Regions from separate parts of the Homo sapiens genome. Here all the other regions are linked to region 1. Evidence: chromatin loops called from intact Hi-C (ENCODE). Cell type or tissue: heart right ventricle. All regions are shown on one strand.

Region 1 (2,500 bases):
CCAGGGCAGGTTATAAAAAAATAAAGACCAGTTGGAAAGGTACCAAATTTTACTTGGGTTTTTATTTATTTAAAAGACAGCTCGCTCTAAAAACAGTTATTTTCCCCTTTGGCTGCACTTTAAAATCACGTGGGAAACTTTAAAAAAGGACCTCTGCCTGGGCCCCACCCCTCCAGCGCCATTAAACAGGACTCTCTGGTGGTAGGACCTGGGTGCTGGCATATTTCCTAAACTCCTTGTTATTCTAAGGTGCAGCAGAATTGAGAACCACTGCTTTGAAAGGATTAATGGATTTTCTAGTTTGAGTTATGCGTGGTGGTTTTATTTTTAGCTAATAAAAGTAAGTAGAAACAGCATGCTAGTAGCTTATCTTAACTATGGCTTGTGTCCAGGGGTTGTGGCACATTGCTGTCAGCTGCTACAGGAAAAACAAATTGGCAGTTCCTTTATTTTGAGGGGTAAGCAGATGCTCTTTGAAAGCCAAATCTACAAAACTGAAAACATAAGGTAAAGGTAAATGTCATAACAGCAAATAGCTGAGTCAATATCACGGTCTCAGACTTGTGACTTTGCATAGTATTAACTGTGCCACCATAAATGGATGCAGCACACAGCAGCACGTTCTTACCTATTGAAAATCGTCTGCAGGGCCTCCTCAAAACGGCGAAGAACTTTAGGAGGGCTTGGCCACTTCACGTGCTTCCCGTAGTCTCGCATGGTCTTGACGCCATGGAAGCGTCTGGCCACCTCGTGGATGTACGACTTCACTTTGTAGCGCCGGTAGTACCTGATTATTGTCAGAGCTGCCTTGGTTCTTTTGTACCGCATGCGGGCCAGGGTGCCCCGCCACACCTTCACAATAGAGAAAGAAAAAGGAAAACGTTATTGACCGGCTGAGTTGTGGATGGCTTTGATATTATAGCAGCTCCTCTACTTACAAACTCAACCAGGCAACTTGCAAGTGTGCACAAAAATCAGCCAGAGCCAAAGCATGTCAGTTCCACCTGCCACCAACAGATGGCGTGGGGAGTCACATCAGTCATTTTGTTTCAGCTGTCTAGCTGCTCATTATTCTACACTGAAGTGTGTGCTGAGCCTGAAGCTGAGTCCTGTTTTAACTCTACTGTCATGAAAAGAAGAAAGCCAAAATGCAAATATCTTTGGATAAATATTTTAGGAATGCTGAAGGGAAGCGAGATGAGTCAGAACATCATGCCATAAGCATCTATAGTTTTCTTGTGAAACCTAACTTTACATAGATTATACATGCTGGCCACTGGTGTAACGCCACTTTGGATTTACAAACTGATTTACACACAGCCTGTGCACCTCCTCTCCCGCGGCACTATGTAAACTCTCAAAGATTCATGGGTAAAGGGTAAATCAGATTACGTACTAATATCCTGTGAATCTTTGTTAAAAGTTTTTCAGTGCTCACAAATCAATGACACTATATAAACGCCTCAATGCCAACTTCATCCAAGCATGGTAAAGTCAGAGATACTTATTTTTTTTCAGGATCCTTTGTCAGGTACCCATATTTCTCAACTTCTCAAGCAAAAACAAATTTGGTGCGATCTTCAATTAATCACTGGCTCTTCCCCTGTATATCCTCTCCACCACCACTTTACTCCTTCTTCCACAATATGGAAGTGTAAACCCCTTTCTTTCCCTTTCTGCTACCAGTCTCCAAGATGCCAAACAACCCTAGTTGCTTTCTTCGATGAACTCCTTGTACACATCGCCATCATGCCCCAGTATATTTATTGCTGCTACTTAAATAACTGTTCCAACTCTTAGGTTGATTATATTATTTCCCTCCCTAGTCCCTGGCCTTTCAGAGCCAAGATTTTCAACCTCTAGTTCAAAGCCCACAGTATGGGTTCTGCAGACTCCCTCAGGTTTCTTTTATTTCTTCTTAAAAATCCCCGTCTGTGCCCACCAATTCCTCTAAGCAAAACTTGCACAATGCCTCATTTGACTCAGTTGTTTTAGGTTTGTCCTCATGCGGACTCCTAAAGTACACCATGTGCTTGCAGTGTTCTCCCTTTTCAGCCTGCTGCACGATACAGATTTGTTTGCACACTACGTGCAAGAAGATCATCAAGGGACCCCAATGGGTCAAGAAAAACCATAACATTTAAGGGAAACATGACACATGGGCAATTTGTGATGGTAACCTAGAGTTCACATATAAACAGAATGTTTAAAGACAATGAGGCAATAAAAACTAACTCGTCATCTCATGTGGCGTCAGTACAGCAGCCCTTTTTAGTCAAAATGGCTCCCTTCCTTGTAGCCAAATCCACTGTACAGATGGCTTTGTTACGCCTCCACCCAAGTGCAAAAATAAAGCTCCCTTCTTTAGCATCTTGAAAAGCCAAAAAAATACAATTACAGGGTGAAAGTATGTGATTTAATTTCTTAGACAAAACACATTTTTAAGTTTCCTACTGTTTGTTGCTTTTTTCTTTTATTGGGAGGAATTTAAGACTCCTTG
Region 2 (2,500 bases), 93 kb after region 1:
TATATTTAAACAGGGAAGTGAAAGATCTCTACAAGGAGAACTACAAAACACTGACAAAAGAAGTCATAGATGACACAAAAAAATGAAAAAACATACAATGCTCATGGATTGGAAGAATTAATGTCATTAAAATGCCCATACTGACCAAAGCAATCTAAAAATTCAATGCATTTCCTATCAAATTACCAATGTCATTTTTCACAGAATTAGAAAAACAATCCTAAAGTTCATATAGAACCAAAAAACAGCCCAAATAGCCAAAGCAATTCTAAGCAAAAAGAACAAAACCAGAGGCATCACATTACCCTGTCTTCAAAATTATACTACAAGGCTATTGTAACCAAGACAGCATGGCACTGTTACAAAAATAGACATATAGATCAATGGGACACAACAGAGAGCCCAGAAATAAAGCTGTATACCTACAATCAACTGATCTTTGACAAAGTTGACAAAAATAAACAATGGAGAAAGCATACGCTATTCACTAAGTGGTACTGGGAAAAATAGCTAGCCATATACAGCAGAATGAAATTGGACCCCTGTCTCTCACCATACCCAAAAACTAACTTAAGATGAATTCAAGACTTAAATATAAAACCTGAAGCTATAAAAATCCTAGAAGAAAACCTAGGAAAAACTCTTCTGGACATTGGCCTAGGCAAAGAATTTATGACCAAGACCTCAAAAACAAATGTGACAAAAACAAATGAGACTTAATTAAACTAAAAAGGTTCTGCCCAGCAAAAGAAATAACCAACAGAGTAAACAAACAACCTACACAATCAGAGAAAATATCTGTAAATTATGCCTCCAACAAAGAACTAATATTCAGAATCTACAAGGAACTCAAATAACTAAATAACAAAAAAATCACATAACCCCATTAAAAAGTAGGCAAAGAACATGAACAGGTATTTTTCAAAAGAAGAAATACAAACAGCCAACAAACATTTGAAAAAATGTTCAACATCACTAATCATCAGAGAAATATAAATTGAAACCACAATAAGATATCGTCTTATACCAGTCAGAATGGCTATTACTAAAAATGTCAAAAACAGATGGCATGGATGTGGAGAAAAGGAAATGCTTATACATTGTTGGTGGGAATGTAAATTAATACAACTTCTATGGGAAACAGTATGGAGACTTCTCAAAGAATGTAAACATTTCTTTTAAATGGTAGTTCTAAAAATAGAACTACCATTTGATCTAGCAATTCCACTACCAGGTATAACGAAAAGATATTTGTACTCGTATGTTTACCATAACATTATTCACAATAGCAAAGTCATGGAAACAATCAATCTAAGTGTCTATCGACAAATGATTGGATAGAAAGAAAATGTGATATACATATATATAATGGAATACTATGCAGCCATAAAAAAGAATGAAACCATGTCCTTTGCAGCAACAGGGGTAGAGCTGGAGGCCATTATACTAGGTGAAATAATGTACATTTTCGCTTGTAAGTGGTAGCTAAACAATGCATATGCATGAACACAAAGATGGAAATAAGACACTGGGGACTCCAAAAGCAGGGGGTGAGAGTTGAAAAATTACATATTGGGTACAATGTTCACTATCTGGGTGATAGGTAAGCTAGAGGCCCAAAGTTTACCTTTATGCAATATATCCACGTAACAAACCTGAACATGTACACCTCCCAGATCTAAAATAATAAAAATAAATAAATAAACAAATAAATAATCACTACCTCAGCACTTGTCTTAGGGATACCAAAAGAAAGAGCCACTTGGTCTGAAAGTTGGGAAACCTGGGCTCCCATAAATTTGAAAAAGAAAAAGAAAATCCTCTCCACAGACAAATTACTATTTAGCATTTCATGTCAAATCAGTAGCAAATACTGATGTGGTATGTACAGTTACTCTTACAAATGACATGGCTGGGCGTGGTGGCTCATGCCTGTAATCCCAGCACTTGTGGAGACCCATGTGGGCAGATGAACTGAGGTCAGGAGTTCAAGACCATCCTGGCCAACATGGTGAAACTCCGTCTCTACAAAAACACAAAAATTAGCTGGGCATGATGGCAGGTGCCTGTAATCCCAGCTACTTGGGAGGCTGAGGCAGGAGAATTGCTTGAACTCGGGAGGCGGAGGTTGCAGTGAGCCAAGATTGCACCATGCACTCTAGCCTGGGCAACAGAGTGAGACTCCATCTCAAAAGAAAAAAAAAAAAAAGGAATGATATTATATTTCAAAATATTTGGTTGACACATTTAATTCAGGTATATAAATGGCCAAGGTAGAAGATATCAAAATGAGGTGGATTTGATTTCTCATGTGAGACTCATAGCTAATTTAAATGAAAATTTAAATAAGATTTATTTGACATGATTGGGAACAATTCAATTCAACTTTACAAACACTGATTAAATGTCTACCATCTGGTAGGCACCGTGCTAAGTGAGTCTCCAAACCTGAACTGTGATTATAAAGGGCATTTATAAACTTTCCCTCAAAGATAGGACA
Region 3 (2,500 bases), 250 kb after region 1:
GAGAAGACTAAACACAGGACAGGTGTTTTGGGGAGAGGAAGAAATTGAGAATTCCATTCTGGACATGCTCATTGTGAAATACCTATGAAACCTGCAAGTGAAGACGTGAAATAGATAGGACTGGGCCCAAAATACAAATCTGGGAGCCATCAGCATCAAAAGGCAATGTATAGATCAGCAGGAATGGATGAGATTACCCAGGAAGATGGGGTAAAAAGCAAAAGAGAAAACTATCCAGGAAAAAGACTGAAAAATTCTAATATTTAAAATCAGACAGTGGAGGAGCCAACAAAGGAAACCAAGGATAAATCTAAGAAAATCAGGAGAGGGTGGTGTCATGGAAGCCAAGAGGGAGAACATGGTCAGACTGGTGTTCACAATCCTGGTGGGAATGTGAGGATATTTATGTCCATTTGGTGACATGGGGGTCATGGTGATCTTGAGAAGTCAACTCAGTGGAGCACAGTGGGTATCAGCGAGATTTGAGCAAGTTGAAGAGAGAACGGGAGGTAGTTAGTAGAGACAGCTTTTTTTCTTATGGTGTTGAGATGAAAGGTGAAATCTAGTTTGAAAGAGAAGAGAGACACAGGCTGGTAACTGGAGAGTCACTTGGTATATAAAGATTTTTAAGATGAGTGATACTAGATTTTAATTGTTCATTGGTGGGAATTCTCTAGCAGAGAGGGAGATATTAATCCAGAAGAAAGTAGAGAAAGCCAAAGGACCTTGAGAAAGTAAAGGGAGATGAGATACAGAGTAGAGGTGAAAGAGAAGATAGATACAAATTTTGGAAGGTTTAGATGTTTGGTGATGAAAACATGGAGTTGATACCTATTTCTTTTTTCTTTTCTAAATGGTACAAGTAAAGCAGAATAGGGGCATAGGAGGTTTAAAGATTAGATATGAAGTTGTTTGAGGGAGTAAGTGAGAGTTGGACACTTACGGACAGATGGATGACTAGGAATAAGTGCCTGTTTGAGATTTGTGATCATGAATCAAAAGCAAAGCCAGTCTTGGGTGACTTTCCCTAACTATGTGCTCCAGTGCCAGCATGGAGAACACGGAGTTTGGGTTCTGCCAAGAGAGCTGGGAAGGAGAGAAGAGCAAGAGAGCAACTCCGTGGTGGCCTATGTGATCCAGGCCAGATGGTAGGACCAGAGGGTGAGAGGAGTGAGAATGGCATGGAGCTCAAGGGAAGCACAGAAGATGTCAGGCCTGTAAACAGAGGCTCCAAGAAGGAATTTCTCTCCCCAGCAATCTTCAACGTTAGCTCACAGATGAGGGCACTTGCTTTAGAAGCAGTGGTGACACCCAGTGACCACTCTTTGAAGTGCACCTTCTTGGTTTTAGGTTGTCAGCAGATCCGGAAGTGTGTGTTTTTTTCCACTTGGGAGGCATCAGAGCCCTCACCATTCTCTCCATGGTTCTCTCTTGCAGGATTCTGTCCCATTGGTCCTGGACATTTCAAGGGGATGGAGAGGCTGCTGCTTAGGGGGGTAACTAGAAGTGGACTGAAGGCAATCTGGGGGCTGTTAGCTCCAGACCCCAGACCTGGCCTTCTCTGCTAGGTTCCTGCTGTCCTGAGACAGATCCTGAATCCTGGGATGGCTTTGGGTATTCTAAAGCCCTGCTTGGATTTAGAAAAATGCCAGGTAGTGACATAATCCTCTTCCAGCCCACAGTTGTCCTGGGGAAATACCATCCTGGCTGACCCAGAACTGTGTGAGGACTCTCTTCTCAGCACCACCTCCCGAAAGTTGACTGTTGCTGGGGTTCTAAGAGGGTTCCACTGTCTCCAGCTCCACTTGACCCAAGCACTGGGATCTGGCTTAGTCTAGAGAGAAACGCAGATTCCTCCCAAAGTCCTGTCAGTCATCAGAGGTACTGGGCATGACTTCTGGGCCAAGAAGTTGGGTGTCCCTTAGTTAGAGGGTATAGGGAAATACAAAGAGGACCAAGACAGGACAGCCCCTTTGCAGCAACCTAAGGCACTTTTACTGTTCTGATCAATTACCCTGTACCAGGACATGCTGTTTCCCTTCCACTTTAAGAGGTTAGTAAATCAGGTTTGAGTTCAAACACAAGAGGGTCACTGAGGCATGGGGTAGGTGAGGGAGGTGGTTTCTAAGGTGGTCAAGAAATGGAGGAAGACTGTTTCTGACTCACCTCTATCCCTCTTCCCCATCTCTTATCTCACACTCCCCGGTTTGAACTGGACTTTGTACTTAGGGCAGCCTGGTGTCGTGGAAGGAGCCTGTGCTGAACTTGCAGTCGGGTCATCCCTTGGCCACATACCTGCTTCCACATCTGTAAAATGGTGATGTGGTGATGGCACATGGTTATGGTGAAAAATTAAACAATGCACATGAAAGTGTTTCTTACACCAACACAATGCTTTGGTTTAAGGCATTACTATTAGATATTTATACCAAGGCAGATTTCACAGACATTAAGGAAAAAGAAAAAAGTTTTATGGCAATGAAATTCCATTAGAGGTGTA

Evidence for each region. Peaks named below come from ENCODE experiments on the same cell type or tissue, not always from the same donor. Only the 100,000 strongest peaks of a DNase experiment are listed, where the experiment ranks them.
Region 2: it touches region 1 in a loop (10-fold over the local background); 60 of 110 quality-filtered maps call a loop at or near these places.
Region 3: a loop joins it to region 1, with 4 times the contacts of the local background. A loop is called at or near these places in 6 of 110 quality-filtered maps.

The regions. Positions count from the first base shown.
Region 1 is chr17:32,658,487-32,660,986 of GRCh38, forward strand. It overlaps MYO1D (myosin ID), which reads right to left. Exons shown (of 22, transcript NM_015194.3): 17 at 629-852. Among named protein-coding and RNA genes, the nearest start is that of CDK5R1, 170 kb to the left of the region's middle. In heart right ventricle, a CTCF peak has its summit at 1,015 (motif pointing right); a DNase peak (open chromatin) is centred at 1,015; H3K27ac peaks cover 598 bases.
Region 2 is chr17:32,751,707-32,754,206 of GRCh38, forward strand. The region is part of intron 11 of MYO1D (myosin ID); the gene reads right to left. Among named protein-coding and RNA genes, the nearest start is that of MYO1D-DT, 120 kb to the right of the region's middle. In heart right ventricle, no CTCF peak of the experiment used is centred here; no DNase peak of the experiment used is centred here.
Region 3 is chr17:32,908,770-32,911,269 of GRCh38, forward strand. No RefSeq gene overlaps it. Among named protein-coding and RNA genes, the nearest start is that of H2BN1, 15 kb to the left of the region's middle. RefSeq lists cis regulatory regions at 740-2,500, 1,251-1,364, 1,252-1,334. In heart right ventricle, a CTCF peak has its summit at 1,308 (motif pointing left); a DNase peak (open chromatin) is centred at 1,322.